2 separate regions of the Homo sapiens genome follow, and region 1 is linked to region 2. The links are chromatin loops, found by intact Hi-C in ENCODE. Cell type or tissue: mammary epithelial cell. All regions are shown on one strand. Each heading gives the region's core, and the rest is flanking DNA. Links, peaks and the distances in the headings are about the cores only.

Region 1 (16,461 bases), core at 5,207-13,206, 1.4 Mb after region 2:
ATCTGAGAAAGATTTATTGTGTGGCACTTTTTTAGTCCATGCTAACTAGGAAATGTCATTTCCACTTTGTCTCTTAGCCCAAAAATATCTTCTCTAATTATCCCCCACCCTGAATCCTCCATTCCCGCTGGCCTGTCTGAAACTTCACAGTGAGTTGATGGAATTTGTCCTCGTCTTGTTATCTATGACTTAACTGTCACCTTCCCTGTCTGTCTCATGGCAGGGCTTCTGTGTTTTGGGATCCACATCTTAAGTGCTACCATTATTTAGCTCAGCTCTTCCTGAGCTGCTGTTGCTACATAGATAGCTCCAGAATTTACATTTCTAAGGGGTCTGAGCTAGTTATACCAAAAGGCCTGCCCAGTTGGGGGTAGTCAGAAGAGTGATGCCAACACTGGAAAGATCTCCCATATCTGAGGGTATCACAGCACTCCTTGAAAGTTTTCTCACTGATAATCCCAACATCCTTGAGAAGAACTGAATAGCCTCATCTAGCAACTGGAGGGGGAAACTGAGACATACAGAAGTTTCATAAGTGTCTCAACAGGGGATTGGTCAAAATGCAATAAATCATTTTGCAGCATAAAATGCAACCATTAAAATAATGATTCGGATAAATATTTATTGAGGTAGAAAGATGGCTACAATACCATTAAAGAGACAAAAAAAAAACAGGTCACCAGACTTAATGCACCACGTGATTGTCTAGTAAATGTGTGTGTTTGCACACACTCATGCACAGAAGCACCACTGATCTAAAGCTACCCACATACAATCCCTATTAGTCCTACCAATAGCCATTCAGTTATTCTCAAACAGAAAACAAACAAACAAACAAACAAAAAACCCTAAGTAAACTGAGTTATTGGGTTTTTTTAAATAAAAAAAGCTTTGAAAACAAGTTCTCTAGCCCTAGTGGTGTGCTGGTAAATGTTTCACAACTAGTTCGCTAGGGAAAAAAGCTCTGATTTGTAGCTTCTGCCAACTTCTATACTGTAAACACCCTCAACAGGATTAATTTCAAACTCCCAAATTGATGTTACCAAACATAGTGTTGGGAAGAGATGCTCACAATAGGCTCAACTACCCTTGAATGTGGGCCAGCTTCAGTGACCCACTGCCTTGCTCCCACATTCAAACAAAGCATAATGTTGTAGGCCCCTCTTACATAAAATATACCACAGAATACTGTATATGTTTTAGGTGGCTTTTCTTTTTTATTGTCAATCTGTATTTTCTACCTCTTCAAAAAAGACTGTATGTTTTCTGTTTACTTAAATTTAAAAAGAAACTGTTTCTTTTATTACCTTGAGGTGGAGAAGGTCATTGTAACTATGACACAAAACCCAGAAGCCATAGATAAATTCGATAAATTCAACTACATAAAACTAAAGCCTTTTACATGGTGAAAAAGCCTTTAAAAGCAAAGTGAAAACAAATGACAAACTGCAAAAAAAAAAAAAAAAAGTGCAACCTGTTTTTCAGAAACACCATCTACTCTCACCAACATATAATCACTTTGCAACTGACAACCTGATAGACAAATAAGCAAGTATTTGAATAGACATTCAAAAAGAAAGCAAAAAAGAGATGATTCTTAAAGAATAGGTCCCCCATTCCCATAAAAGGAAAAATGCTATGTAAAATTTACATGGAGATGCCATTTGTTTAACCTCTCAGATTGGTAAAGATTCAGAAATTTTGAATGCACATTCTGCGAGTTAGGGCTGTGTTGGGAGTTTAAATTGGGACAAACTCCATGGAGAGTGTGGCCATCTGAATAATGACCCCACAAAGATGTCCACATGCTACTCCCTGTAACCTGTGACTATATTACCTTACATGGCAAAAGGAACTTTGCATAAGTGATTAAAGTTGCAGATCTAAAAATGGAGAGTGTGTCCTGGATTATCCAGGTGAGCCCAATATCATCATAATGCTCTTTACAAAAGTGGGGCAGGAGTGTCAGAGCCAGCAGAGCTGTGATAACAGAAGCAGTGGCCAGAGAAAGAGAGATTTGCAGATGCCACACAGCCAGCCTTAAAGATGGAGGAAGAGATCGCAAGCCAAGGAATGCAGGTAGCTTCAAGAATCTGGAAAAGGCAAGGAAATGGATTCTCCCCTAGAGCCTCCAGAAGGAGCACAGCCCTGCCACATCTTGGTTTGAGGACTTTAGGCCTCCAGAATTGTAAGATAATAATTTTGTGCTGTTTAAAACCACTGCATTTGTGGTAATTTGTTGTAGCAGCTATGGGAAACTAACATGGAGAACAACTTGGCAAACTACAAATGTATGCATGTACTCTGGCCCAACAGCTCCGTATCTAGGAATTTAACCTAAGGCATTCACATAAATACAAATAATGCATGTACTGCATTGCTGTGTGTAACAGCAAACAATTGGAATCCACATAAATGTTCATCAAAAGGAAGCTGATTAAATGATGGGGCTGGGCACAGTGGCCCATACCTATAATCCCAGCACTTTGGGAGGCCAAGGTGGGCAGATTGCTTGAGCCCAGGAGTTCAAGACCAGCCTGGCCAACATAGCAAAACCTCACCTCTACAAAAAATACAAAAATTAGCCAGGGGTGGTGGCACATGCCAGTAGTCCCCGCTACTGGGGAGGCTGAGGTGGGAGGATTACCTGAGCCTAGAAAGTCGAGGCTACAGTGAGCTGAGATCACGCCACTGCATTCCAGCCTGGGTGATAGAGCCAGACCCTGTCTCAAATAAATAAATAAATAATGATATGACCACACAATGCAGCCATTAAAAAAATAATAAGTTTTTTATGCTGTGGTATGAGAAGATCTCCAAGATATTGGAGGTGAAGAAAAGAAGACGCTTTTACTGCAATGAGCACAGTGGGTCCAATATGCTGACAGCTGTGTAGAAATCGGGAAGAGGGAGGATATATACTTATTTGTGTATCTATGCATAAATATCTCTAGAAGGAAAAATAAGAAACTAATAGTATGTGTTGCCTACAAGAGAAGGAACTGGATGGCTGAACAAGAAAAGGGAAAGGGAGACTTCTTACTGTATACCTTTCATGTTTTATTGAAATCTCTGTAAGTAATATGAATAGATTACCCATTCAAAAATGTAAATAAAAACAAAAAGATTACAAACTAAACAAGAAAGAGATTATGTAACTTGGCCACCCACCCAGCCAGTAAAGACACCATGATCACCAGTGGGCCTTTACAGAACCTTTCATTGTTTTTGAGGTTGGCTGTGCCATGAATTCCAATCATCTAGAACCACAGGAGTGAATGCAGGGTGTGGCCTAAGGAGCAGGGTGAGAGCGCGATGTGGTAGTCTGATGGGATGTGGATGAAGGTCTGTGGTTAGCTAAAGCAGAGTTAACCTTACATTGTCTCTAAGTCAGGGCAGGAATTCTTCCTAAGTCCCTTCCGAGACCCTGTCCAGCCACAGAAACTCTATGAGCTGGGTTGCCAGATTCAAAAATGAAACTACAGGATGACCAGTTACATTTGAATTCCAGATAAACAAAAATAATTTGAAAGCATTTGCTGTTTATCTGAAATTCAAATATAACTGGGCATCCTGTATTTTATTCAGCACCTCTACGTGTAAGGAGCCCCATGGCCTGGGGAGAGAGGCAGTGCAGCACACGAAGGCCAGCATGCAAGGCCAATGGGTCACAGCCTCCATGTCACAGCTACCGAAACTGTCCCTTACAGAGACTCTGAACACGTCCTTCTGACAGGTAGGAATAGAGAGAGGAGGGCTGCGTGGTAAAGTCACCGGCCGACAACAAAGTTACAGGGCTCCAAGTTAAAGTCAGTCTCTCAGCTCATTTCTGGCCCTGGAGCTTCTCCTGAAGGTGCTGTACGGAATGCTCTAGAAGAAGTTTGGAATGGGGGTGGGGCATGTCAGGCAACCCAGAGAAATGTTCTCCCAGCCCAGGTAATAAACGTACCCCTTTCCCCAAAGTACCGTTAAAGATGTTTAAAAAAAAATCTTAAAGAAAAAAAAAAAAAACCCTTTAAGCTGACCTCCTGCCAAAGTACACATCAATTATACAGCTTCAGTCAGGCGGATGCTCGAGGAAAGGGGATCATGTTACACCCAGCTGGGCACTTTGTAGTTAGCACAAATGTAATATAAAGCGCAGCAGAGTTCATCAAGTGTCTGTCTGGATTTTCAGTTTTCATTAGTGCTATAATTAAAACCACATTTTCAGCTCTATTACCTGTAACAAGAAAGGAATGAGAAATGAGCTTGTCAAGGTCAGGCTTTTCCAGCTATTTATACTGAGGATCTGCAGGCCACAAGTTGTTGCATTTGGTGTAAACCAGAGCGACCGGCCAAATGTCGCACTCCAATCCATCCTGTGTGGCTTGAAAGGCACGCTCATGAGGTCATTTCCTTTGAGTGGCCACTGGGTCGCAGATGTCCACACGGCACCAAGGACCGGGAAAGATGGGTGATCAGGTAAATCCACCCTGGGCCATGGAGGGGTTTTCTCTCCCATTATGATCAAATTGGTTTCACCTCCTACAACAGCCCCCAAAGGCAGTTCTCAGACACTCGTGTTGAGGGCAGAAATCCTAAAGTCTAAAGACCATCCCCTTCCAACCTTGATGTGAGGTTGTGCAGGAGAGGGCTGGATGGGAAGGTACATTTTAAACCTCCCCTGTTCAACAACACACACACACACACACACACACACACACACACACACACACACACTTCACAGTCCTCACTCTAGGCCGCAGATCCTTTCAGCCTGAACTTCCAGGCAGATATAGAACCCAGCCACTTCTCCCCAACACGCTGGTCCCTGGTACCACCATCTCTCCCCTGGATTCCAGGAAGAGTCTCCCTGATTCTGCCCGGCTCTCCCCTCCACCCTCCCACACACACCCCACCGTCTGTCCCAGCAGAGCAGCCAGACCGTGTCACTCCTCCACACAAACCCCTCCACTGGCTTCCGGATCTCTCAGATTAGAAGCCAGGCCTCACAGTGGTGCTGGGGCCCCACTCCCTCTGGCCTCCTATTGGTCCTGGTCTTCTCTCACTGCACTTCCCCCCATGCTCCTCCTCCCCACTCTGTCCCAGGCCGTCTGGCCTCTGGGGTCCTCAGACACAGCAGCCACAGTCCTTCCTCAGAGGCTTTGCACTTGCTGTGCCGTCTGCCCGGAGTTCCCTTCCTCCTGTTATCCTCATGACTTGCTCTTCACTCAAAAGGCACCTTTTATACAGGGAGGCCTTCCCTGACCACCCTACATCACAGTACAAGCCACCAGCACCCCTAACCCCTACCCCCCTTAACCCCCACCCCACTGACCACGGCATTCCCCATTTCCTCTCTCACCTTTATTTTTCCTCATGGCACTTATCACTATCTGGTCTACAACATACTACTTTACTTCTTTATTTTCTTTAGATGTCTGTCTCTTCTCACTCCCAGAATGTAAATTTCTTGAGGACAGAGATTTTTGTCTGTTCACTGCTGTATCCCCACTACTTAGAAGAGCCCTGGCATGTAATAAACAGTCAGCAGGTATTTGTTGAATGGATGAATACAATCCAGAGACGGCTCAAGCTAGCACCAAGTGGGCCTTCTGTGGGTGAATAATCACTTACTCCCTGAGATCCACCCAGTGAGAAAGTGCAAAGACCATCTGCTCTTCTACCCACCAACCCAAAGGTGGGTCTCTGACAAGTGCTTGGTCTCCGGGCAAACTCAAGATGGCTGAGACACATCTTTCTCCACCAGAACCACCCTTGGAGAGCCGACTGGTCATCCCTTACAGTAGATGAGATCCAGACTCCCCTCACCTTGTAGGAGGTAGAATGCCCTCCCAACAACACTGCCCTCCTTGCCTTCCAGCCTAGATCCTAGGTGAACTGGACCTGAGCACTGAGTACCTCACCTTGATGGTTATATCAACTTGGCTGGGCCACAGAGCCCAGATATGTGGTCAAACATTATTCTGGATGTTTCTGTGAAAGTGGTTTTGGATGAGATTTACATTAAATGAGTGGACTTTGAGTAAAGCAGAATGCCCTCCATAATATGGGTGGGCCTCATTCAATCAGCTGAAGGCCTAAATGGAACAAAAGACTGACCTTTCCTGAGCAAGTATAAATCCTGCAGCAGACAGCCTTCAGACTTGAACCACAGCACTGGCTCTTCCCAGGTTATCTAGCCTACTGGTCCACCCTGTAAATTTGGGACTTCCAGCTTCTGTAATCACATAAGCCAATTCTTCAAAAATCAATCTCTTTAAATATATATACACATATATATACACACATATATATACATATATATGAATATATATACATATATACACATATATACATATATACACACACATATACATATATACACATATATACATATATACACATATATATACATATATATACACATATATATATATACATATATATACACATATATATATAAAACATATCATGTATTAGTTATATTTCTCCAGAGAACTCTGACTAATACACATGGCTAAGCTGTTGAGATGTAGTTCTCCTGGGAGTCAACCCTCCTGCAGGAAACCAAGTTCTTCCAAGGGCCATCTGCTCTGGAAGCATGAGCTTCCATCTCATGCCTCTTCCTTTCATCCATGCGCAAAGACTTATACAGCCCCCTGGCATTCCCAGGACACCTTGCTGGTCACTTCCCAAACTAAAGGGCAGAAAAGAATCCCATATAACAAAAACTGTTGCTCAGCTGCTATACTAGGAACTCAAGGAAACATTTCTTTGTCTATGATGTCATCGTAAACAATCTTACCAGGAGCAATAATATTCATATGCCGCATGCAAACATCACACCGTCACTTCGTGCTAACACTTGACTGAAGTCTGAGAGGCTGAAGAAAGAGCAGAATAGTTAAGAGCATGAGCCCTGGAGGTCTAACTGCTGGGACTCCAGTCTCCACTCTGCCACAAACTAGCTGAGTAAAATGTGCCAATTCCCTTAACCTCAATTCTCTCATCTTTAAAATGGGATGCAATAATTATACCTATTTCACAGGACTGTAATAAAACCAAGTGGAAAAAATACAAGTGAAGCACATATCCCTGTGCCTGACATACGGCCCATGCTCTGTAAAGGTTACTGGTATTTATTGCTGCAGCAAGAAGCCCAGGCCTTAAAGAGTCTTCTACAAATGCACGCAGTACTCTGAAGAAGGTGATTAAATCAGTTATGACTCTGTGGGTTGCAAGTGAAAAGCAGAAAATCCTTCAAAAGATATAGAGCCCTCAAGAACTCTTGGAGGGCATGCTACCACAGACGAGTCTCTTCCACAGTAGCCCCAGAAGTGGTTGCACCACCACATAGATTGGATCCTATGGTGAAAGGCTGGGCTCACTTTAAGGCTGGGCAGACTGAATTGTGAAGAAACTCTGCGACTTATTCATAGATTGTGAGAATAAATGGTAAACAAGTAAATGAGCAAATACATCCATGCCAGGAAGGAAACAAACAGGGTGCTTTAACATTTAAAAAGAAGTGGGTGTGTCATACCCAGCACAGGCAATTCCATACAGACAAGACGGTAGATGAGTGGATGCCAGAGGCTGGGAGGAATGCGAGGTGGGCCGTGACTTCTTCATGGTATGAGGTTTCTTTTGGGGACAATGGAAATGTTCTGAAGTTAGATAGTGGTGATGGCCGTATAATATTGTGAATATACCGAAAACCATTGAATCGTACACTTTTAAATGGTGAATGTGGTGTTTTGTGAAATCTTATGTGAATTATATCACAATTAAATTTTTAATTAAAAAAGAAAAGCTGGCTGGGGCCGGGCCTATTTTAGATGAGGTAGTCAAAAAAGTTCCCTCCAAGGGGTTTCTATGACCAGAGGACTGAGAAATGGGAAGGAGCCAGCCTTTGGAAGATGCACGGAAGAGCTCACTGTGCAGATGGAAGAGCAAATGCAGATGCCACAGAGTGTGCCCCGCTTGGCAAGGTCCATGTGCTGTCCCAGATTCGGCCCCTGGGAAGGAAGAGAGAAAGAGAGCTTGAAGTGTAGGAAGAAGCTATATCCTAGAAGGCCTTGGTAGGGCACAGTAAGAAGTGGGGAGTTCATGCTAAATGAAATTGAAACCCACAGAAGGCTTTTCCGCAAAGGAGTGCCCACCCCACTTGCCATTTTTGGAAGATCGCTCCCAGCTCCCAGCACGCAAAGCACCCATTACCAAGTGGCAGGACCAACACAAGGTATGAGACATTGATGAGATTCATTCTCATTAGTTGGAAGCTTCTGCACTTTCAACAAAACTGTAACCAGGGGCTACGAATTAGATGATGAGCTTATTCTTAAGAAGACATGTTATAAAAGGTAATATGAAACAATATGGATTTCTTGTCTATTCCAAAAGGCACCTTCTCTCTTTCCCCATAAAATACTTGGTAATAAAAGGATACTCTGTCACCTCCCAGCTTCCTGGAGTGACAATGGCAATGCTGTCATTATTAAGTCAAGAGCGCCCTCTACAGTTATGAGTCTAGATTACAGCTTACTATTAGCCTCGAACAATGTCTACTTTTGTGAAAAATTACCATCCCCTCAGCTCATGCCATCCATGATAAGCTAGTCCCACCAACTCTTTCCTGAAAACTGAAGGAAAATATTCAAAGGAAGTGACATTGGCAGCTTTCTTGGATGACTGAAATGTCAACACAAATGTGTCGGCTCTTTGGAGTAACAGTCTCCATAGGCCAAAAGGAGGATGGTCGGGTGTATGTGTGTGTGTACAATATACATCTATCTACTCACTGCTAATCAATATTTGATCTCATTATGTAACTGGAAAAAGAGAACATGTGTTTGATCACTTTGTGATTATCAAAATACTTGATATCAAGTCGGTGAAAAGTACTTCAAAAATGTAGAAGTTTATTATCTTGCCATAAAATAATAGAACAAAGAGGCAAGGGACTGGCTTCCATTGGCCCAGTGACAGCAGCAGGAGGCTAGGAGAAGCTCAACCAACAGCTGAGCAGTAGTATGGACGGGTTGAAAAAGCAATTGATATTTGGGAGGAAGGCTTTGACCAAAAAAGTGGGGAGATGGATGGAACCATGAAAATCGCATGAAAAAGTGCGAGAAGCTTTTTTAAAAATTCCCCAGGAGAGGGATTTTAAAAAGAATACCCAGAGAGAGGCGCCTGTGAGCAGCTGGAGAGGACAGGGAGGACTATTTGTCTAGGAAATTAGAGCTGTTAGGCAGAGCTGAACTGCCTAGAGAATGGGAAATCATAATTTGTGAAACGCTTTTATTGCACCCCGCCATGGTGGATTCCTTGTCCCAAATATTCTTACGCAAAATTTATTCGGGAAGGAGAAAGAAAGGGCATGCGAGTTCAGAACCTGTCTCACGCCTCTAAAACTTCCAGGCCACCTTCAGTACAAAGAATGGGGGGAATGTCCGGGCGAGCCACGGGAGGCGTTGGGGAGAGGGGAAAACGGATTCCTTCCTGCCGTTCTGCTTCCACTGATTAATACAGCCATTAAAAAATGAAATCTGTTCCTTAGACAAAATATGGTGAAACATTCCTGCGCGCTCCATCCTTGAAACAGATTTCAGTATTGGCCTGTCTTCTCAGTGTTTGTTTTGGTTCCTTCAGCCCACGCTGGAGTCCATGGGTTTTTTCCTTCACTCATCATCTCGCCTCCTGCTGCTTCAGCCGAGAATGAAGTAATAATTCAGCAAGCTGTTCAGGACTTCCCATCAGCCCAACTGCACCGCGCCGTGTTTTGAGGGCTCAGGCATCCTTGAACTCCACGGCAGAGCAAGCCGCGGGAAGGAACTCACTCATGTTGGCTCCCTTGCCTCAATTAAGGCAGTTTAGGAAGCAAAGTGAGAGAAGCACTTTAAAAAGCACAAGAATATCTCCTCGTGGGTCCTCACTTGCATGTTCTTACGAAGCCGGATTGTTCGTAGCCTACTCTGCAATTTCAGAGTGGTGAGTGGCTCCAAAGCAGCTTACAAGGAAACATAACTGTCACAGAGGCTAAGAGATTGCTTAAAAATAAATTACTGATTCTCTTTTCCTGAGAGCAACCTGCTGTGACCTTTGGAAGGCTTCTTTTGGGTCTTCAATTTTGCATCTGCCTGAGCTAAAAGGGATTGCCAGAGTCCCACTGTTTGGTTTATGACCCAGCTCATCCCTGTCCCTTGGAGGACGTGAGGACATGAGCCTGGCATTAGTGCACACTGTAAATGTGTTTGTGCCCAGAACTCTCTAGAATAGAAAGGTTTCCAAGTACTTCACTATAATGACTTAGTCACAAATGAATTTTAATATGCTAGAAGAACATGAGTATTTTGGATGAAAAGCCAATCTTTTCGTCCCCCCTTTTAAAATAGAAAGAAGCATAGCATCTGAGCTCTGTGGAAGGGACCATCCAAAACTAATGAAATACCATCTTAACGTAAGCACCTAAAGCAAGCATGTGTGCGCCATGGGGGCCTCAGTCCTGGTGGTTTCCTGGAGAAGATTTCACATGAGAGAGAAAAAGCTTCTCTGTTCCCTGATGCAGTGTGGATATTTTTAAATGGACTTTATGCGTTTTTTGTTTATTTGGTTTGGTGCTGAAAAATTAGACAAGGCACTCAGCTCTCTTCACATGACTAAAGTTTGAACTTGTGCATAATGAGTGCAAAATAGTGTCTGAAAATAGCAAAGAACAGAAGAGTAAGATGATCAGCGGGAAGGGAGGCAGCACGTCATAGGGAAGGCAGCCAGTACTCTGAAAAGCAATCCAACAAATAATTAACTGGTTGAAAGCCAAGAGGACAGTATGATAACAGACACTGATAGACACTAATTATAAGTGCAGTACTGTGAAACATGAAGAAATGATATGGTTAACAATCCTAAAAATGTTACAATGGGCAATGTAAGATGAGCAAGGAAGCTACAAGGAACACTCTATCGTGTTATATTTTGGCTGCTAATTTCTAGCAATAACACATTTATAATGATATGCTATTAACAAATTGACCAATACATCTTTTTTTTTTTTTTTTTTTTTTGGAGACAGGGTCTCGCTCTGTCGTCCAGGCTGGAGTGCAGTGGCACAATTTTGGCTCACTGCAAGCTCCGCCTCCCGGGTTCACGCCATTCTCCTGCCTCAGCCTCCCGTGTAGCTGGGACTACAGGTGCCTGCCACCACGCCCAGCTAAATTTTTGTATTTTCAGTAGAGACACCGTTTCACCGTGTTAGCCAGGATGGTCTTGATCTCCTGACCCCGTGATCCACCCACCTTGGCCTCCCAAAGTGCTAGGATTACAGGCGTGAGCCACTGTGCCCGGCCGACCAATACATCTTTTGAACCACTGAAAAGGTTGGCTGAACAGAAAAGTATTTTTGCATGTAATATATATGGAAAGGAAAGAGAGAGTGTCAGATTATAGGAAGAGTTACACTGAGTCAAGCCCATCAAGGTACAAGGTTGAAGGTAAGATCCCAGGTGAAAGCCAGGCACGGTGGCTCATGCTTGTAATCCCAGCACTTTGGGAGGCTGAGACAGGATCACTTGAGCCCAGCAGTTCAAAACCAGCCTGGGCAACCTAGTGAGACCTTGTCTCTACAAAAACTAAACAAAATTAGCCAGCAATGGTAGCTCTCACCTGTGGTCCTAGCTACTCAGGAGGCTGAAGTGGGAGGATCACTTCAGCCGGGCAGGTCAAGGCTGCAGTGAGCTGTGATCATGTCACTGTACTCTGTCTCAAAAAAAAAAAATAAAAGTGTTCCTACTTCTCCACATCCTCTCCAGCACCTGTTGTTTCCTGACTTTTTAATGATTGCCATTCTAACTGGTGTGAGATGGTATCTCATTGTGGTTTTGATTTGCATTTCTCTGATGGCCAGTGATGATGAGCATTTTTTCATGTGTTTTTTGGCTGCATAACTGTCTTCTTTTGAGAAGTGTCTGTTCATGTCCTTTGCCCACTTTTTGATGGGGTTTGTTTTTTTCTTGTAAATTTGTTTGAGTTCATTGTAGATTCTGGATATTAGCCCTTTGTCAGATGAGTAGGTTGCAAAAATTTTCTCCCATTTTGTGGGTTGCCTGTTCACTCTGATGGTAGTTTCTTTTGCTGTGCAGAAGCTCTTTAGTTCAATTAGATCCCATTTGTCAATTTTGGCTTTTGTTGCCATTGCTTTTGGTGTTTTAGACATGAAGTCCTTGCCTGTGCCTATGTCCTGAATGGTAATGCCTAGGTTTTCTTCTAGGGTTTTTATGATTTTAGGTCTAACGTTTAAGTCTTTAATCCATCTTGAATTGATTTTTGTATAAGGTGTAAGGAAGGGATACAGTTTCAGCTTTCTACATATGGCTAGCCAGCTTTCCTAGCACCATTTATTAAATAGGGAATCCTTTCCCCATTGCTTGTTTTTCTCAGCTTTGTCAAAGATCAGACAGTTGTAGACACGCGGCATTATTTCTGAGGGCTCTGTTCTGTCCCGTTGATCTATATCTCTGTTTTGGTACCAGTACCATGCTGTTTTGGTTACTGTACACATGGACACAGGAGGGGGAACATCACACTCCGGGGACTGTTGTGGGGTGGGGGGAGAGGGGAGGGATAGCATTGGGAGATACATCTAATGCTAGATCACGAGTTAGTGGGTGCAGCGCACCAGCATGTCAATGTATACATATGTAACTAACCTGTACATTGTGCACATGTACCCTAAAACTTAAAGTATAATAAAAAAAAATTAATAAAAGATCCCAGGTTACTCCCCAGATGCAAAGACCCTATAAAGCCTTCCTAAAATAACCAGTCTTATCATCTCAATTGGCTGATGCTTAACGTGCAGTCAACAATTTTTTTTTTTTTTTTTTTTTTTTTTAAGAGACTGAGTCTCGCTTTGTTGCCAGGCTGGAGTGCAGTGGCATGATCTCGGCTCACTGCAACCTCCACCTCCCAGGTTCAATTGATTCTCCTGCCTCAGCCTCCCAAGTAGCTGGGACTACAGGTGCGTGCCACCATGCCTGGCTAATTTTTCTATTTTTAGTAGCAACGGGGTTTCACCATGTTAGCCAGGATGGGCTCCATCTCCTGACCTCATGATCTGCCTGCCTCAGCCTCCCAAAGTGCTGGGATTACAGGCATGAGCCACCGCGCCTGGCCGCAGTCAACACTTATTTCATCTTTAGCTTTATTGGCAACATTAGGGACTGTCAAAAGTTTGAATATGTCTTAAATTGAAAGCTCCAAAGGGCAGGAAGTCTGACTTCCTGGTTCACTTGTCAATACCACAGAACTACCATAGGTAAGTTTTTCCAACAATGTATTTTCTGTCACTTTTTGTTTTTCAGTTTGTTTGTTCGTGGTATGTAGGTATGCATTTTGCAGACAATGAGAGCAAACATTTACTGAATGCTTGCTGTGTGCCAGGCACCATCCTAAATTCTGTGCACACATTACCTTATTTAACCCTCACAGTAACCTTCATGGGGAGGTACTATGACCACCTCCCTCTTTGCCAGCTGAAACGACTGAGGCACACAGAGGCTAGTAAGTCTGCCACTCCTCATCTCTATCAAGTTCCAATTCCAACTGCTGGCAGAAATTACACTCCTAGCTAACTCCAGGTACGTTAGCAGTTTCAAATTTAAAAACAGTTCAGCATTTCCTCCTCCTCCTCCTCTTCTCAAGGTCGTTTCTAAGCTCTTGGGGACTTGTGTAGCACTGTGACACCCGGAAAAGGCATCTCCTCCCTTGTGGCCATCATCTGCCTTACACTGGCAACTGCTGAGATGTTCTGCTCAGTTTGGTCCTCAGATCTGATGACCCTCCAGAGCCAGCATGTGCTGGGGGAGCTGAATTCCTATCTCGTCTCCAGCCACAAAGTGAGCACTCAAAATGCTGGTCTTTCTACCAAGGGACACCTTCAGGCCCACCTGCCCTCACGCTTCCTCTTGGCTAATTCGCAAGCCCTTCTTGAGTGATATGAAACTGTGCTCTTCCAAGGGCAGGAAACCAGGTAGGTTGTTGGCTGTGTTGATACCTACGCTCCTTGTCTTTACTTGTATGAGGCATCCCACCAGTGTGGGAGGGAAGCCCCAGAGCATGGCATGCTGTCCCAGAACTCATCCTGGACATCATCTCAAGCTCCCTCTGCCCTTGTGTGCCCATGTGGATCTCAATGTCCCAGTGTTACACAGTTTGTTACCTCTTGGCTTTCAGCCAAAGCACCACAATGTAGCAGTCTCTTTGTGAGGTATCACCCAGAGTTCTTTGTCTCACAACCAAGAAAATTAAGGAGTGTGGACACAAAGGGCGAGGTTGGAGTGCAAGTTTAATAAGTGAAAGAAGAGAGGGCCCAAAAGAGGTGTTGCCATGGAAAGAGGGCCCAAAAGAGGAGTTGCCGTTTTTACAGTTGAATCCAAAAGCTTTTATGAGAAACTCTCCTCATCTCTGCAGCTGTTTGTGTAACTTCCCTTATCTGTGGAGCTGTCTGTGTAACTCTCCTAATCTTTGCAGCTGTGGGCATGTCTTTTTAGGAAAGCACAAAGTGCAGCTTCTCTTGTTTGTGCAACTGTGGGTATGTTTGGGTAAGGCCCCACCCCCTCCCCATGCAAGTTCCCATGGAGCCTCCCATGTACATACCTGAAAAGGGGAAGAAACTTTTTCCTGGGAGCCTGCTGATTACACCAAGAACAAAGGCTGCTGTGTTGGGTCTTGCTTTCTTATCTGTGCAGCTGCAGCCTGAGTTTTCCCCAGGCTGCTGTTTGTGCCTATAGCTTTGATTTTTCAGGCTGTTTCTCTGTTTGAAGGAGTTTTACCAAGGACCCATCTTTAGCTGTCTGCCCAACTCATTTTTCCTTTTCTCCCTCACCAGCACACTGCTCCTTCCCCAGCGCTGCTCTCTAGGATGGGTGTGAGTAGCAGAAGGTTCTGCTTTCTCAGAGATCACTTACTCCTGCCTCTATCTCACCTCTCCAGCCCACAGTTTTCTTCTTCTCTTCTGTGTCTTATGGGGGAAAAATAATCCCGACTCCTAAAGTGTTCTTCACAAATCTTGCTTATACCCATGAAATGGCTTTGGAATTTAAAATGAAGATTCAGAAGTTGTGTTCACCGATTTCACACCAAAGATCTTTCCTTAAAGTGATGGTGACTAACATTGAGTGTTCAGGCTTAGGGCAAGGCGTCAATGTAAAAATGAGTAAATTTGATAAAGCATAGAGCAGGAGGGTACACATAAGTTATAAGTCCACAATATCATGCCACCACAAAACCATGAGAAAAAAAAGTTTAGTAAATGATAGGGAAGGTATCCACACACTCTAAAAGCACAGATCAAAACATCTCATTGGATTCAAAAGCTGATAGATGATATAATTGCATTTTATATGACACTCTTGCAAAGGCAAAATTATAGGGACAAAAAATATAGATTATATACATACAGTGGAATATTATTCAGCCATGAAAAAGAATGAAGTACTGATGCTTGCTACAATGTGGATGAACCTTGAAAACATTATGCTAAGTTAAAGCCAGATACAAAAGGTCATATATGATTCCATCTGTATAAAATATCCAGACTAGATAATCCACAGAGACAGAATACAGATTGATAGTTACCAGGGACTGGGGAGCAAGAAAGAGGGAGATAACTGTAAGGAATTTTACTTTGAAGTTATGGAAATGTTTTCAAACTAGACAGGGGTAGTGTTGCACAACATTGTGAATGTATTAAATGTCACAGAATTGTTCACTTTAAAATGGTTAGTTTTATGTTATATGAGTTTCACTTCAGTAAATTATTTTTTTTAAATCAGTGGTAGCCAGGGGTTGGGAAGAGACTTGACTATAAAGGGGCACAGGACTACTTTGGAAGATGATGGAATTATTCTGTATCTTGATTGTGGCAGTAGTTACACAGCTATCTAATTAGTCAAATGTAGAAACTATACATTTGAATAGTTTCGCATCTATTTTATAAAACTATATACAAATAAGCATGATTTTACTGTGTGTAAATTATAGTTTAATTTCTAAATGGAGGGAGAGAACCATCCAACAGATAGAAGTGAAATAAATATTACTAAATCCTGCGACAGGTTATTTTACTAGAGAATGACTAATAGGGTCATTAAAAGATTTTTTTTAGTTTCAATCTAATAAAATAAAAATTTACTGGCTACTATAGGATGGAATTTATACTGTCATTTTTCATCATCCTGTTAGTCACTGTTTAAAAATTTGGTGTGTATCAATGTGTTAGAGAACTTAACTAAGATTTTTAAAGATAACTATGTAAATATATCAATACTAACTCTCTAAATAAAGGAAACTGTACACTTAAAAGCAATCATTGAGGCATGAGGTCAAGTAGGTTATTTGTGAAATAATGTAGCGCAGAACTCCAAAGTCAATCATAGCAAGACAATTTAAACTATCCTGACCTAATAATTTCAAACATAT
Region 2 (16,461 bases), core at 4,677-12,676:
TCTTATCTGTCTACTCTCCAATATTTCTACTCGTGGACGTTCCAAATAGTTCACTTGAAAGCAATATGAATGTCCGGAGATGAGGGAGTTTATGTAAATTATGGGGTTGAAAATATACAGGAAAATGTTTTTAATAAATTAAGGAATTGCTTGTTAGGGCACAAAACTGCAGAACTGGATATGCAGCTATAAAATTAAGAGCTTATTTACGTTAAATGTTCAGAGAAAAAGACTGTAAGGAAATACAGCAAAATGTTAAGAAGCTCTCTGGGTCTTGAGATCACGGAAGTTTTTTCTTTCTTTTATTCTTTATTTTCTGCCAACTCAAAAACTTTACACCACCACCTAGAATTGCATCCAGCATTTCAGTTTCTCTGTACATGCCATGACATTCACGATGATAGACACTGGATACAGCAGCTACTGACTGAACGATGGACAGGATTTTCAGAGGTTTCCTTTGGTGTTTTTTAAATAGTTCTAAAGAAAACTTGAGTTCTTTAAGAGCAGAGATTTCAAATTATTTTCATTGTCCACAAATTCACAATAGCTTGGTACAGAGAAAATGGAAAACATGCTGGTGTCAAACCAACACAAATGTCAAAGAAACAGTGGGTCTGTTCCATGGAGAAATCTCAGGGGCCAGGTACAGTGGCTCATGCCTATAATCCCAGCACTTTGGGAGGCTGAGGCAGGAGGATCACTTGAGCCCAGGAGGTGGAGGCTGCAGTGAGCTGTATTCACACCACTGCCCTCCAGCCTGGATTGATCGCAGAAAAACAAAAAACAAATCTCAATGGGAAAATCCCCACTTTAAAAATATACTTATTTATTTCCCCCACTTTATCCCCCAAAAGATTTATGGCAACGTATAAGGATGCATAAACTGTGAGATAGTATACATTATAAGTGGCACAAAACAAGAAAAAAAAGGTGGGTGGGGATTGGGAGGCTTAGAGGGGTGGAGTAGAGATTTATTTATTTATTTTGGAGTAGAGATTTAAAATGGAGCTGGGAATGAAGCTAAGAATTGTATCTTATGACATTTGCACATGCTCCAGTAAGCTACAAAAAAATTATGGCTTTCTAAACATGCCTTTCTAGAACCTAAAATATCTATGCCCTTTCTGAATATTCCCTTTCCTTCAGACAAAATTGTTGAAGCCAACTGTCATGGTTTAGAAACTCTTTTAATACAGATGGTCCCTGACTTATGATTTTTTGTTTATGACGGTGTGAAAGCGATAGGCATTCAGTAGAAACCGTACTTTGAATACCCCTAGGACCTTTCTGTTTTTCACATTCAGTACAGTATTCAATAAATTACATGAGATAGTCAACACTTTACTATAACATGGGCTTCATATTGGATCATTTTGCCCAACTGGAGGCTAATGTAAATGTTCTGGATACATTTAAGATAGGCTAGGTTAAGCTGTGATGTTCGTCGGTAGGTTAGGTATATGAAATGCATGTTTGACTTACAATATTTTCAATTTACAGAATGTAACCTCATCATAAGTTGCAGAGCATCTGTACTCGGTTTCCAAATTCTAGTTATTTTCCCACTTTCCAGTAAGAGTTACTTTCTGAACACCCCCACGACAGCACCGACTGCTCTAACTACCGTGCTTTCCTGAATCCACTTCTACGAATGTTCTCTACATTTAGTGACAGAGAGTGGGGGTGGGGAATTTTAATATTGTGAATAACTGCCCTATTTCTTAACATTTGAAATCGCTTGAGTATAGCTTCATAAGACACTTTACTGGCTTTAGAAAGTCAGCAGTATATATTTGAGCAATTAATGCACAGGAAGGCAAGGACCTTCAGTTAAGTACCAGTGGAAGAATAATTAGATTAGGTTGGGTGCAGCTGATCCCTTCAGGCCTTCTTTTTGACTATTTCAAGCTGTCACTTGCTTTGAAGATTAAAGAGGAGTCAGCCTCACCTCTCTGAAACTGGGATTTTTTTTTTCCAGTTTATCAAGTGACGCTTTCAAGTGCATTTCTTAAATATTCACTTCTACCTAAGATTTAGAATGTATTCAAATGTAGACTCTTATCTGAAATCCCCTGCTAGAACCACTAGGACAATGCAATGCTTGTGGTACTTACATCATACTGAAAAGTAGCTGAGTACGCCAGTGTTTGGAAGAACAGCTCAAGCAATGAAAGCAGCAATATCCAAATAAGGTACCAAGCACTGGACTTAGATTTAGACCAAGCAGTGCCTCACAGATCTGCCGTCAAATGCAGCCCTCGGGCTTGGTAATGCTCAGGTTGACTTTAGCTTTTTTTCTGTGCCTACTTGCACTGTGCTTTATATTTCTAGAAGGTCAATTCAAAATATAACCCCTGGGTTTGAAAGAAGGAGAGAGGATGGGGGTAGGAGAAAATAAGAGAGGATTTGTGTGGGTGTGAAATGTGTAAGGGGGGACTTGAAAATGCGACATGAGGCCAGCAAGATGAAATGTAATGAATTATTCTTGTCAAATACCAGGTGGGTAGAATTCTTTCTTTGTCTTGGGGATTGCCAAAAATGGCACACACCAATAACGCTACTAAAGAGGTAGAAATCCAGGGGTGTGGAATGTGATCTAAATGGGAAGGGAGGTTGCAAAAGCCACTTTTTTGACAGAAATGGGCAGTCACTGTAATTAGCAAGAAAAGGACTGGCAAACTGAGAAACAAGATTTGCTAGGAATATGGCTGTTTTCACAGACCAAAGAAGGGCTCCGAGATAACAGTGAAATCTTTAAGGGGAAAGAAATGCACTGCTTACATTTACTGCTTTAGTTACAGAAAGTTTTATGTAGGAAACCATGCTCGGGATACCTTTTCCCCCACCTCCCCCCACCGACTTAAGTTTGAACACCAGGACATCTTGTGAAATATTCTTCACCTCAACAAAAATATCAAATGTTCACACGTACAAACACAGTAACTATGTGTCTAGCACAGTGTAGGACATTGAGACAGGCATGTAAATGTATAACACATGTCACAAATTCTTAAGGAACATCTATCTGATACAGGAGGCTTATATTTAAAACATCAGAAAGGACAGCCACGTACAACATATACAAAAATTAACTAAATACAGCATAGGCTTAAATGTAAGGTCTAAACCTATAAAATTCCTCCAAGAAAATATAGTACTAAACGTTATGACCTTGGATTAGGCAATGGCTTCTTAAATAAGACATCAAGGCATAAGCAACAAAGGAAAATATAGTTAAGTTGGATTTTATCAAAGTTTAAAATAGTTATATTTTAAAGGCAGCAACCAAAATGTGAAAAAGCAATTTATAGAATGGGAAGAATATTTGCAAATCATATATATTTTCAGTGACTTGTATAAAAAATAAATAAAGAGCTATTACAATTCAACAATAACCCCAGACAAATAACCTAACTAAAAATGGGCAAAGAATATGGATATACAGTTGTCCAAAGGAGACATACAAATGGCCACACAGAATATTCTCAACATCATTTATCAGCAGGGAAATACAAATTAAGGTACAATGAGATAACACCTCACATCCTACTAGAAGGACTATAATAAAAAAGATGATAACAAGTGTTGGTTAGGATGTGGAAAAATTGCAACCCTTATACGCTGCTGATGGGAAAGCAAATGGTAAGTTGCTTTGAAAAACAGTTCGGCAGTTCCTCAAAAAGTTAAACATAGAGTTACTATATATATGGTCACCATATATATATAGATATAGTTAGCATATACATAGCTACCATGGTCTGAATGTTTGTGTCCTCCTAAAATTCATATGTTGAAATCCAAACCCCCAATGTGATGATATTAAGAGATGGGGAAGGCCTGGTATAGTGGCTCATGCCTATAACCTCAGCACTTTGGGAGGCCTAGGTGGGAGGATCGCTTGAGCCCAGGCATTTGAGACCAGCCTGGGCAACATGGTGAGATCATGTCTCTGCAAAAATAAAAGTAAAAAAAATTATCTGGGCATCAAGGTGGGCACCTGTAGTCCCAGCTACTCAGGAGGCTGAGGTGGGAGTATTGCTGGAGCCCAGGAATTTTTTTTTCTTTTGTTTTTCAAGACAAGGTCTCACTCTGTCACCTGGACTGGTGTACAGTGGCACGATTTTGGCTCACTGAAGCCTCCATCTCCTGGGCTCAAGTGATTCTCCTACCTCAGCCTCCCAAGTAGCTGGGACTACTTGGCATGCCACCATGCCTGGCTAATTTTTGTATTTTTAGTAAAGACAGGGTTTCACCATGTTGCCCAGGCTGGTCTTGAACTCCTGACCTCAAACTGCCTTCCTCAGCCTCCCAAAGTGCTGAGATTGCAGGCATGAGCCATTGCGCCTGGCCAAGCCTAGGAGTTTGAGGCTGCATTGAGTAGTGGTCATGCCACTGCACTCCAGCCTGGATGACAGAGTGAGGCCCTAAAATCAAATTAAAAAAATTTTTTTTGTTGTTTTCATTTGTCTCTAAAAACAAACTTTAAAATTTTTTTAATTAAAAATAAAGAGGTGGGGCCTTTGATTAGATCATTAATCCCTTTAATAAGGGAGTAGCACACTTATAAAAGAGGCCTAATGGAGCTCATTTGCCCCTTCCACCATGTGAGGACACAGCGAGAAGGTGCCAACTGTTTACTAGAAAGCAGCCCTCATCAGACACAAATCTGCTGGCCTCTTGATCTTGGACTTTCCAGCCTCCATAAGTGTGGGAAGCAGATTTCTATTGTTTATAAGCTACCCAGTTTGTGGTATTTTGTTGCAGCAGCACAGATAGATTCAGACATCCCATAACCCACCATTTCTACTCTTAGGTGTATACCCAAGAGAAGTGAAGACATATGCCCACATAAAAGCTTGAACATACATGAATATTCATAATGTCTAAAAGATGAAAACAACCCAAACGTCTTTCAAGTAATTAATGGATAAACAAAATGTGGTATATTTATACAATGAAATATTGTTCGGCTGGGCATGGTGGCTCACACTTGTAATCCCAGCACTTAGGGAGGCCCAGGTGGGCGGATCACCTGAGATCAGGAGTTGGAGACCAGCCTGACCAACATGGTGAAACCCCCTCTCTACTAAAAATACAAAAATTAGCTGGGCGTGGCAGCATACGTCTGTAATCCCAGCTACTCGGGAGGCTGAGACAGGAGATTCCCTTGAACCCAGGAGGTGGAGGTTGCAGTGAGCCGAGATCGCAACATTGCACTCCAGCTTGGGCAACAAGAGTTAAACTTCGTCTGAAAAAAAGAAAAGAAAAGAAAGAAAGAAAGATTGTTCAGCCTAAGAAAAGAATTAAGTACCAATACATGCCACAAAATGGATAAACTTGAAATCATGCCAAATGAATGATACCAGACACAAAAAGTTAGGTATTGTATGATTCCACTTATGTGAAATATCCAGAATAGGCAAAACAATAGAGATAGAAAGCAGATTAGTGGTTGTTGGGAACTGGGGGCAGCGGGGAGGGTGGTGAGGAAAGAATGGGAAGTACTACTAATACGTGCAATGTTTATTTTGAGGGTGATAAAAATGATCTGAAATTAGATAGTGGTGATGTCTGCACAACTCTATGAATATACTATAAACCAGGGGTCCCCAACTCCTGGGCCACAGACCGGTAGCAGTACGTGGCCTGCTAGGAACTGGGCTGCACAGCAGGAGGTGAGTGGCGGGCGAATGAACATTACTGCCTGAGCTCCACCTCCTGTCAGATCAGCAGCAGCATTAAATTCTTATAGGCATGCAAACCCTATTGTGAACTGCACATGTAAGGGATCTAGGTTGCACGCTTGTTATGAGAATCTAATGCCTGATGATCTGAGATGGAACGGTTTCATCCCCTAACCATTCCCCCACCCCACCCTGCTGCACCTCAGTCTGTGGAAAAATTGTCATCTACGAAACGGTCCCTGGTGCCAAAATGGTTGGGGACTGCTGCTATAAACTACTGACATGTATCCTTGAAAACGTTGAATTTTATGGTATGTGAATTATATAATAATAAAGTAATAAAGAAATCAGAAGGGAAAAAAGGGAGCAAAAATAAAAGGCTAAATTGTGAAGTACAGATCCATTTTGAGGACTGTGATAGTCTAGACTCTGTAAGAAGCTGATTAACGAAGTCATGATATGTTTTCTGAAGACGATAAAGCTAAGCAGACAAAGGAGTAGATGGAGTTAGGCCTATCAAGACAATTAGCATGGGAAAATCACGAGGCAGAAGTGAGTATGGAATGCTCACCAGCCAGGAGAAGAAAGGAATAAATGCTAAGGAGATGCTTGGGGTTGGTGGCCACAGAGTGAAGCCAAACCAGGAAGGACAGAAGTTTAGACTCTGTGGTTTAAAAAAAAAAAAAAAGAGGAGCCATTTAAAAATTGGTTTGTGGGCCAGGCGCGGTGGCTTATGCAATCCCAGCACTTTGGGAGGCTGAGGTGGGTGGATCACAAGGTCAGGAGTTCGAGACCAACCTGGCCAACATGGTGAAACCCCTTCTCTACTAAAAATACAAAAATTAGCCTGGTGTGTTGGCATGCGTCTGTAATCCCAGCTACTGGGGAGGCTGAGGCAGGAGAATCCCTTGAACCTGGGAGGCAGAGGTTGCAGTGAGCCAAGATCGTGCCACTGCACTCCAGCCTGGGTGACAGAGCAAGACGCTATCTCAAAAAAAAAAAAAATGTTGATGTGTGGTAGTAATATTATGAAAGCAATGTTCAAGTAAGATTAATCTGGTAAAAACATGCATGATGGTTTGAAAGAGCTAGGGACTGGAATCTGAAAGGTTGGTTCGGAATCTGTTCATAACTTAGATGTAAGAAAAAAACCTTTGGTTGGTAAGATAAATAATAGGGGGTGGAGGATGCAGGGGATTTCAAAAATAGTATTAACAAAAAGTTTCTGAGCATTTTTGATGTTCCAGGCACTGTCAAGTCACTTTAAATGTTCCTTACAATAACCCTTAGTTTTTATTACTATCCTTATTTAATGTGAGTTCACTGATGGACAGATCGGTTATCTGGTTATACAACTTGTCCTAAATAAGCCACACAGCTGGTATGTGGAAGATCTGGGACTAAAACCTAGGTCTAAAAAAAAGATGGTCATAAATGCTTCAAAGTTTTTATGCTGAGGTGACTGGAATAACAGGGGTACTCCTGGACAGGGAAATGGAAGTTTAAAGGAGATGATTTCAGGGAGCCAGGTAAAGATGAAGAGTTTTTAAAAAGTAATACTGAACTTGGGGTGAAAGCATCACATTCAGTGGAAATGTTTAAAGGACAATTAGATAAAGAAGGCTGGCAGTCTTGTGAGACGATCAGATCACACAGAGAAGTCATTAACACAGAAGTGAGCCCTAATGAATGGCTCAGAGTCCCCAAATGAGGCTGCCCCTTGGGTCGCTGTTCCCCACAGGCAGAAGTAGGAAGAAGAGTTATCTAAGGTAACAGAGAAGAAAGGATCAGAGCTGAGAAAAGAATCAGATTAGTTAGGTGAGCCAAAAAAAAAAAAAAGAAGAAAGAAAAACTATTTGAAGAAAGAAAGGTTGGTCAACAGTATCAAATGACATAGAAAAGTTCAGGAAAATAGTGACTGGCAAAAGTTACTCTTAACCTTGCAGAGGACAATTCTAAAGCTGATGGAAAACAGATTTCCAAGAGTTAAAGAAGATAAAGGGAGGTTTGCCAGGGAAAGAAAAGCAAGAAATAAGATGGTAATTTGGAGGTGCACCAGAAACAAAGACACTTTTCAAAGCAAAGAAGACCTAAGCACGAGTAAAGACTATGAAAAACGTAAGGGGGATTTAGATTGATTTGTGGTTATCAGGAAGAACAAAGGAAAAAAAAAGAAAAAGAGAATATAAGAGGAAATATTTGTTTAAAAGATTCTTCATTGGGATAATTCCAAATATCCAGGAGGAAATAGGAAAAGCCCTGCCAAGCTAGAAGAAATACACATCAATTTTCAAGATTGGGTTGTTGGAAGGCTTTAACCATCTTATAAAAGTAGAAAGGCCCAAGAGGCTAGAGTAAGTTGATCACAAATGTATTTAAACAAATACTGTCAATATTAGTCAACGAGAGGGTGGGGCTGCTTGAGTTATTGTGCTGATCGGATGGAAGCCCTTCCCAGGTCAGATCTGGGCCAGGATGTAAGAAAGGAAGGATGTGATTGAGATTAGTTTCAGTATAACTAGGGCAGAGAGTCAGAGGCCATAGAGAAACCAGCGGTGACAGCACAGAAGTGCATTTGCCAGCCTAGAAGTGCTGCTGCCACCTGTGAGAGTCACTGGAAATCCACAGGCCAAGAATCCAGTCCTCACAGCTGCCTTCATCCTACAATGATGGATCAGTGTTTCCTTGTTAATAAACATGTAGGCTTCTCCCTGATTTTTAGTGTTATTTATTGTCTAGCTGGTTCCTCCTAGTTTTGGGTGGCAGGTAAACTGCTGACTCTCAAACCCATTCTGAGAAATGTTCCCTACCCTTTGTCCTTTGTAACACAATGTCCTCTTTAAATGCATAAACCCTCTGTTCTTTCCCAGGAGTTGCAATTCCACTAAAAGAGCCAAACCAGAAAGTCATCTAAAATTTCAACTGCCCTAGGGCCAACTCAGTCCACCTTGGAAGGACAGAAGTGCATGTTATCTACTAGCTCTTGAGAGGGTGCTCTCAGGTGACAGGGAACAGAACAGCAGCTGAACATTGCCATCTGGTGCCTGGGAGGTGTCACTGTATAAACCTTTCTTCTCTCTTGAACTAAATTCAACAAATAATTCATTAAGAATTTAGGCTCGGTGCAGTGGCTCTTAAGCCTGTAATCCCAGCACTTTGGGAGGCCGGGTGGCTGGGGCGGGGTGAGGGGGTGGACCACTGGCATCCAGGAGTTTGAGATCAGCCTGGCCAACATGGTAAGACCCCGTCTCCACCAAAAATGCAAAAAATTAGCTGGGCATGGTGGTGTTCCCCTGTAGTCCCAGCTACCTGGGAGGCCAAGGTGGGAGGATTGCTTGAGCCCAGGAAGTGAAAGCTGCAGTGAGCTGTGATCGTGTCACTGTACTCTAGCCTGAGTAACAGAGTGAGACTCTGTCTCAAAAAAAAAAAAAAAAAAAAAAAGAAAGAAAGAAAGAAAGAAAGAAAATAAAAGGGAGAATTTAGGCCGGGTGTGATGGCTCATGCCTCTATCCCAGTGCTTTGGCTTGGGAGGCCACGATGCAAGGATCACTTGAGGCCAGGAGTTCAGACCAGCCTGGGCAACAGAGCAAGATGCTATCTCTAAAATAAAGCAAAACAAATACAAGAACTTAGTAAACAAATGAAAATGTGTCCCTACACCTATTAAAAGATACACTCTTGACCAGGGGTGGTGGCTTAGGCCTGTAATCCCAGCACTTTGAGAAGCCAAGTCAGGTGGATTGCTTGAGCCCAGGAGTTCAAAACCAGCCTAGGCAACATGAGGAGACCCCCCCAACCTATAAAAAATTTTTAAAACTTAGCCGGCCATGGTAGCATGCACATGTTGTCCTAGCTACCTGGGATGCTGCAATGGGAGGATCACTTGAGTCTGAGTCTGGGAGGTCGAGGCTGCAGTGAGCCGTAATTGCACCACTGTACTCCAGCCTGGGTGACAGAGTGAGACCCTGTGTCAAAAAAAAAAAAAAGATAACTCTTCATTTTTAGGTTCCATATAATTTCCTTCACCATATAAACAGACTCTACTATCTTCCATTTAGATACATAAAGAAACAAGTCCCTCTCGATCACATATCTCCCTATATTTTTACTTCTGTGTTCCTTTAAACACAAAACCACTCAAATGAAAGGCCTGTATGTAATAGCTTTGCTTTCTCAATTTTCGATTACTTTAAAACTCACCCCCACATTTGCATCTGAAGAAAACATGTCACCTCAAAATATGCTTCTTTTTTTCACATCTGTATGAATCAAAACTGCCTCTTTGACATAAAAATTATTTTTGAGCTAAAGGCAATTAAGATGCAGTAGAGGAAAAGCTCTCTTTATCCAACCTCCTTTTCTGCCTAAAGACAGGCTATAAATTCTCCTTTGCTGGAGACCACTCTAGACTCTTACCAACCCAAACATGGCACCAGAGTGATTTGCAAACAAATTTTATCTGTTAGTTTCCTCCAATATATTTAACTTTCCTTAGAAGTCTAAAATTGCTTTTCTTTGTCTGTTCTCTACAAATGTATTGTTCTTTGTTGAAGATGCTGTATATGCTGTATAAGCCATTGATCTGAGTTACTTTTCATTGAAATTTCTCCCAGATGATGTGTGCTGTATGCATTAATTAAATTGTTTGTTTTTCTTTTGTTAATCTGTCTTTTGTTATAGGCATCCCAGCTAAGAACTACGAGGGGTTGAGGGAAAATTATTTTTCCTCCCCAATACCTCTGTTTCTATCAGTCCACTGAGTCAGTTTTTTAATGTCACCAATAATCCTCATGTGGCATAAGAAATGGTGCCCTTTCCATCCTTTTCTTCGAATTCTCTCAGCCGCTTGCCCACTCTCTCTTTCTGAACACACACTCCTCTTGGAGTCTGGACATTGCCGTCTTTGAGCTTTTCCTCTACCTCTCTTTTCTCATTTTTCAGACTTCCTTGCTTTCTTGCTGGCTCATCCTCTAGCTGATCTCTGAAGTCAGCATGCTATAGTACCTCTTTTCTTCTCTACATACATTCTCTCTCCAGCTGATCTCCTCATACCTTGAGGCTTAAAATACTATCTCTCTGTTGATGATTTCCAAACCTCTAGCCCAGACCTGTGCTTGAAGCTCCAGACCTGTAGATCCATGTGTAGTAGGCACTTCAAACTAAAATGTGCAGTGTGAGACTCTGGACTTTTCCTCCAATATCTACTTCTGCCCCAGTATTTTTCATCCCATCAGATAATATCACCATTCAACCCATTTGCTCAACTTACAAACTAGGAGTCAACCTTGATTTTCCACTTTCCTTTACTGCCAGTCTGCAATGACTAGTTTAACACTACATCCTGTTGGTCTGTCTCTAAAACAGATCCCAAATTGTTCCACTTTTCTCCACCTCCACCACCCCACCCTAATCTTAGCTACTGTCTTCTCACTTATATTATTTATTCAGTAGCCTCCTAAGTGGCCTCTCTGATCTTTCCCCTTCCAATCCATTTCACTACACAGCAGCCAGAGTGATCCTTTAAATCTGTAAATCACAACATTTACTCTTCTCTTAATAACATCAGTAGCTTTCCATCACACTTAGAATAGAATCCAAACTCCTTATCATGGCTTGAAAGGCCTCACAGGATCTGGACCGTCTACCTTGCTGACCTCTTGCTCACTGTATCCAGTCATTCAGGACTCCTTACTTTTCTATCTTAGCACATACCATTCCCTTGGCCCCCAGGCTTTTCCCTGCCTCTTCTTGTGGCTCTATGTTTCTCAGCCCCAGTATCATCCCTCAGCAAGGCTTTTCCTGGCCAGGCAGTCTGTAGTAGCCTTTACCACACTGCATCCCCACCACCCCATTACTTTCTATTTCCTCATTTGCTTTTGTTCTCCTATAAAACTTACCAAGAATTCAAAATTATCACATTTGTTTGTTAGCTTATGATATTGTTTGGCTCTGTGTCCCCACCCAAATCTCATCTGAAATTGTAATCCCCATGTGTCCAGGGAGGGAAGTGATTGGATCAAGGGGGCAGTTTTCCCCATGCTGTTCTCGTGATGGGGAATGAGTTTTCATGAGATCTGATGGTATTATAAGTGCCTGGCATTTCCCCTGCTTGCACTCACTCTCTCTCCTGACACCATGTGAAGAAGGATGTATTTGCTTCCCCTTCTGCCATGATTTTAAGTTTCCTGAGGCTTCCCAGCCATGTGGAACTATGAATTAATTGAAGCTCTTTTCTTTATAAATTACCCAGTCTCAAGTATTTCTTTATAGCAGTGTGAAAACGGACTAATACAGCATATTTGTCTTCATCCCAGCCAGCCTTCTTTTCTACCATTATAAGAGCCCCTTGAAGGGAGAGACTTTCCAATTCCATGCACTGGCACCATTCCAGCTCCGTGGGCACAATTCATGTCATGATCATGTGAATAGAGGTCCCTAAGGCTCCCAGCCTTGTTCTACTTTGTTCACAGCCATATCTCCCAAGCACCTAGCATAGTACCTGGCACATGACTGGTGCTCAACAAGAATTTGATGAATGAATGAAAGAATGAAAGGGTGCATATCTTGGATTCTGTGCCACTAAGAAACTTAAACTCGTAAAGACTATTAGAACCAAGAGCATCAGCACGACATATAAATATTGATGAGTTTCTCAGCCCCACATGCTTTTTTAGTAGTGTGCTCTGATCTTTGAGCTGTAACCAAATATATCAATATGCATAGATCCTGTCCTTATCTTTGTCATAGACACTGTCCTTCAATCTTGTCTACTATCTTTGATTAGTCAACCCTGGCCCTTTGCAACCTAGCCTCACTCCTCATTCTCCTATGACTTCATCTCCTATTTCCCATTGAAATTGGAGCCAAGGGAATAACTCCCTTGATTTACTCTACCAAACCTTCCGGACTGTCAAAATCTACACAAGATGGTCTCTCTTCCTTCCCTGCCATTAGGCAGAAGAGGTGTTCATGTTCTTATCAAAGATTAATCCATCTGTGCCCACATCCCATTTCCTCCTATTCTCAATAGATTCTCCAGTGTTTTCTCCTGCATCTTTAAACTCTCTCCTTGACCCAGAGGCTTCTTATCTGCACTTAAATGTGCTCAAGTCTTTCCCATCATTTGAGAGGCTAGAGAAGAAGTCAGAAAGCCCTCCTCAGACTTTACTGTCTCCTTTGCTGTTGTCCTTCCCTTCACAGTCAAACTTCTCCAAAAAATTTTAAGCATTGTCTATACTTACTGTCTCCATTTCCTCTTACTGTTTTACTATATTTAATTTTTTTATTTTTAATTTTTGTGGGTACATAGTAGGTGTATATATTTATGGGGTACATGAGATATTTTGATACAGGCATGAAGTATGTAATGATAACATGGAAAATGAGGTATCCATCTCCTCAAGCATTTATCCTTCGTGTTACAAACCATCCAATTATACTCTTTTAGCTATTTTTAAAATGTACAATTTAGTCATTATTGACTTTAGTCATGCTGTTGTGCTGTCAAATAGTAGGTCTCATTCATTCATCCTTTTTTTTTTTTTTTTTTTTTTTTTGAGATGTAGTCTCACTCTGTTGCCCAGGCTGGAGAGCAGTGGAACAACTCTGGCTCACTGCAACCTCAGCCTCCTGGGCTCAAGCCATGCTGCCACCTAAGCTTCTTGAGTAGCTGGGACCACGGTGCACACCATCATGCCTGGCTAATTTTTTGTAGAGATGGGGTTTCACCATGTTGCCCAGGTTTGTCTTGAACCCCTGAGCTCAAGTAATCCACCCATCTTGGCCTCCCAAAGTGCTGAGATTATAGGCGTGAGCCACCGCTCCTGGCCTTCTCCATTCTTTCTATTTTTTTGTGTGTCCATTAACTATCTCCGCCTCCCCTCTCACCACGCCCCCAACCCCAGCCACTACCCTTCCCAGTCTCTCGTAACAAACCTTCTATTCATGGACTCTGTGTCCATGAGTTCAATTGTTTTGATTTTTGTATCCCACAAGTAAGTGAGAACATGCAATGTTTGTCTTTCTATGCCTGGCTTATTTCACTTAAGATAATGACCTCCAGTTCCATCCACATTATTGCAAATGACAGGATTTCATTCTTTTTTTTTTATGGTTGAATAATACTCCATTGTGCGTATGTACCACATTTTCTTTATCCATGCATCTGTTGATGGACACTTAGGTTGCTTCCAAATCTTGGCTTTTGTGAACAGTGCTGCAACAAACACAGGATTCTGCAGACATCTATTCAATATACTGATTGCCTTTCTTTTGGGTATATACCCAGCAGTGGGATTACTGGATCATATGGTAGCTCTATTTTTAGTTTTTTGAGGAACCTCCAAACTGTTCTCCATAGTGGTTGTACTAATTTACATTCCCACCCAGAGTGTATGAGGGTTCCCTTTTCTCCACATTTCACCAGCATTTGTTTTTGCTTGTCTTTTGGATATAAGCCATTTTAACTGGGGTGAGATGATATCTCATCATAGTTTTGATTTGTATTTCTCTGATGCTCAGTGATATTGAGCACCTTTTCATATGCCTGTTTGACATTTGTATATCTTCTTTTGAGAAATGTCTATTCAAATTTTTTGCCCGTTTTTTGATTGGGTTATTAGTTTTTTCCTATGGAGTTGTTTGAGCTGATTTTATATTCTAGTTATTAATCCCTTGTCAGAAGGGTAGTTTGCAAATATTTTCTCCCATTCAGTGAGTTGTCTTTTCACTTTGTTGATTGTTTCCTTTGCTGTGCAGAAGCTTTTGAACTTGATGTGATACCATTTGTCCATTTTTGCTCTGGTTGCTTGTGCCTGTGGGGTATTTCTCAAAAAATTTTTGCCCAGACAATTGTCCTGGAGAGTTTACACAATGTTTTCTTGTCATAGTTTCATAGTATGAGGCCTTATATGTAAGTCTTTTTTTTTTTTTTTTTTGAGACAGAGTCTTGCTCTGTCACCCAAGCTGGAGTACAGTGGTATAGTCTTGGCTCACTGTAACATCTGCCTCCTGGGTTCAAGTGATTCTTGTGTCTCAGCCTCCTGAGTAGCTGAGATTACAGGTGTGCACCACCACAATTGGCTAATTTTTGTATTTTTGATAGAGATGGGGTTTTGCTATTTTGGCCAGCCTGGTCTCAAACTTCTGGCCTCAAGCACACCTCCTGCCTTGGCCTCCCAAAGTGCTGGGATTACTGGTGTGAGCCACCATGCCTGACCAGATTTAAGTCTTTAATCCATTTTGATATGATTTTTGTATATGGTGAGAGACAGAGGTCTAGTTTTTCTGCATATGGATATTCACTTTTCCAAGGATTATTGAAGAGACTATCTTTTCCCCAATGTATGTTCTTGGCACCTTTGTCAAAAATGAGTTCACTGTAATGTGTGAATTTGTTTCTGGGTTCTCTATTCTGTTCCATTGGTCTATGTGTCTGTTTTTATGCCAGTACCATGCTATTTTGGTTACTATAGCTCTGTATAATAATTTGAAGTCAGGTAATGTGACTCCTCCAGTTTTGTTCTTTTTGCTTAGGATAGATTTGGCTATTCTGTGTCTGTTGTGGTTCCACATAAGTTTTAGGATTTTTTTCTATTTCTGTGAAGAATGTCATTGGTATTTTGATAGGGATTGCATTAAATCTGTAGGTGGCTTTGGGTAGTATGGACATTTTATTTTATTTATTTTTTTGAGATGGAGTCTTGCTCTGTCACCCAGGCTGAAGTGTAGTGGCATGATCTTGGCTCACTGCAACCTCCGCCTCCCGGGTTCAAGCAATTCTCCTGTCTCAGCCTCCCAAGTAGTTGGGACTACAGGCACCTGCCACCACGCCCAGCTACTTTTTGTATTTTCAGTAGAGACGAGGTTTCATCATATTGGTCAGGCTGGTCTCGAATTCCTGACCTTAGGTGATCCACCTGCCTTGGCCTCCCAAAGTGTTGGGATTACAGGCGTGAGCCACCGTGCCCGGCCAGACATTTTAACGCCTTTTTTTTTTTCCAATCCATGAACATGAACACCATTTTTTGGTGTCCTCTTCAATTTCTTTCATTCAATGTTTTATAGTTTTCATTATAGAGATCTTTCACTTCTTTGGTCAAGTTAATTTCTAGGTATTTGATTTCATTTGTGGCTATTGTAAATGAGATTTCTTGATTTCTTCTTCAGATTATTCACTGTTGGCATATAGAAGTGCTCCTGATTTTTGTGTGTTGATTTTATATCCTATAACTTTACTGAATTTATCATTTCTAATAGTTTTTTGGTAGAGTCTTTAGGTTTTTCTAAATATAAGATTATATCATCTGCAAACAAGGATAATTTGACTTCTCCGATGCCAATTTGGATGCCTTTTATTTCTTCTCTTATTGGGTTGCTCTAGCTAGGACTTCCAGTATGATGTTGAATAACAGTGGTAACAGTGGGCATTCTTGTTGTGTTCCACATCTTACAGGAAAGGCTTTCAGTTGTTCCCCATTCAGTGTGATACTAGCTGTGGGTCTATTGTATATGGCTTTTATTATGTTGAGGTATGTTTCTTCTATATATAGCTTTTTAAGGGTTTTTTTAATCAGGAAAGAATGTTAAATTGTATCAAATGCTTTTTCAGCATCAATTGAAATGATCATATAGTTTTTATCCTTCGTTCTGTTGATGTGGTGAGTCACATTTATTGATCGGTATATGATGAATCATCTTTGCATCCCATGGATAAATTCTAGTTAGTCATGATGAATGATTTTTAAAATGTATTGTTGAATTCTCTTTGCTAGTA

Evidence for each region. Peaks named below come from ENCODE experiments on the same cell type or tissue, not always from the same donor. Only the 100,000 strongest peaks of a DNase experiment are listed, where the experiment ranks them.
Region 1: it touches region 2 in a loop (12-fold over the local background); 3 of 110 quality-filtered maps call a loop at or near these places.

The regions. Positions count from the first base shown.
Region 1 is chr14:54,339,697-54,356,157 of GRCh38, forward strand. No RefSeq gene overlaps it. Among named protein-coding and RNA genes, the nearest start is that of CDKN3, 49 kb to the right of the region's middle. RefSeq lists an enhancer at 21-542. In mammary epithelial cell, for the core only: a CTCF peak has its summit at 8,494 (motif pointing left); no DNase peak of the experiment used is centred there.
Region 2 is chr14:52,952,588-52,969,048 of GRCh38, forward strand. No RefSeq gene overlaps it. Among named protein-coding and RNA genes, the nearest start is that of FERMT2, 9.8 kb to the left of the region's middle. In mammary epithelial cell, for the core only: a CTCF peak has its summit at 8,720 (motif pointing left); a DNase peak (open chromatin) is centred at 8,704.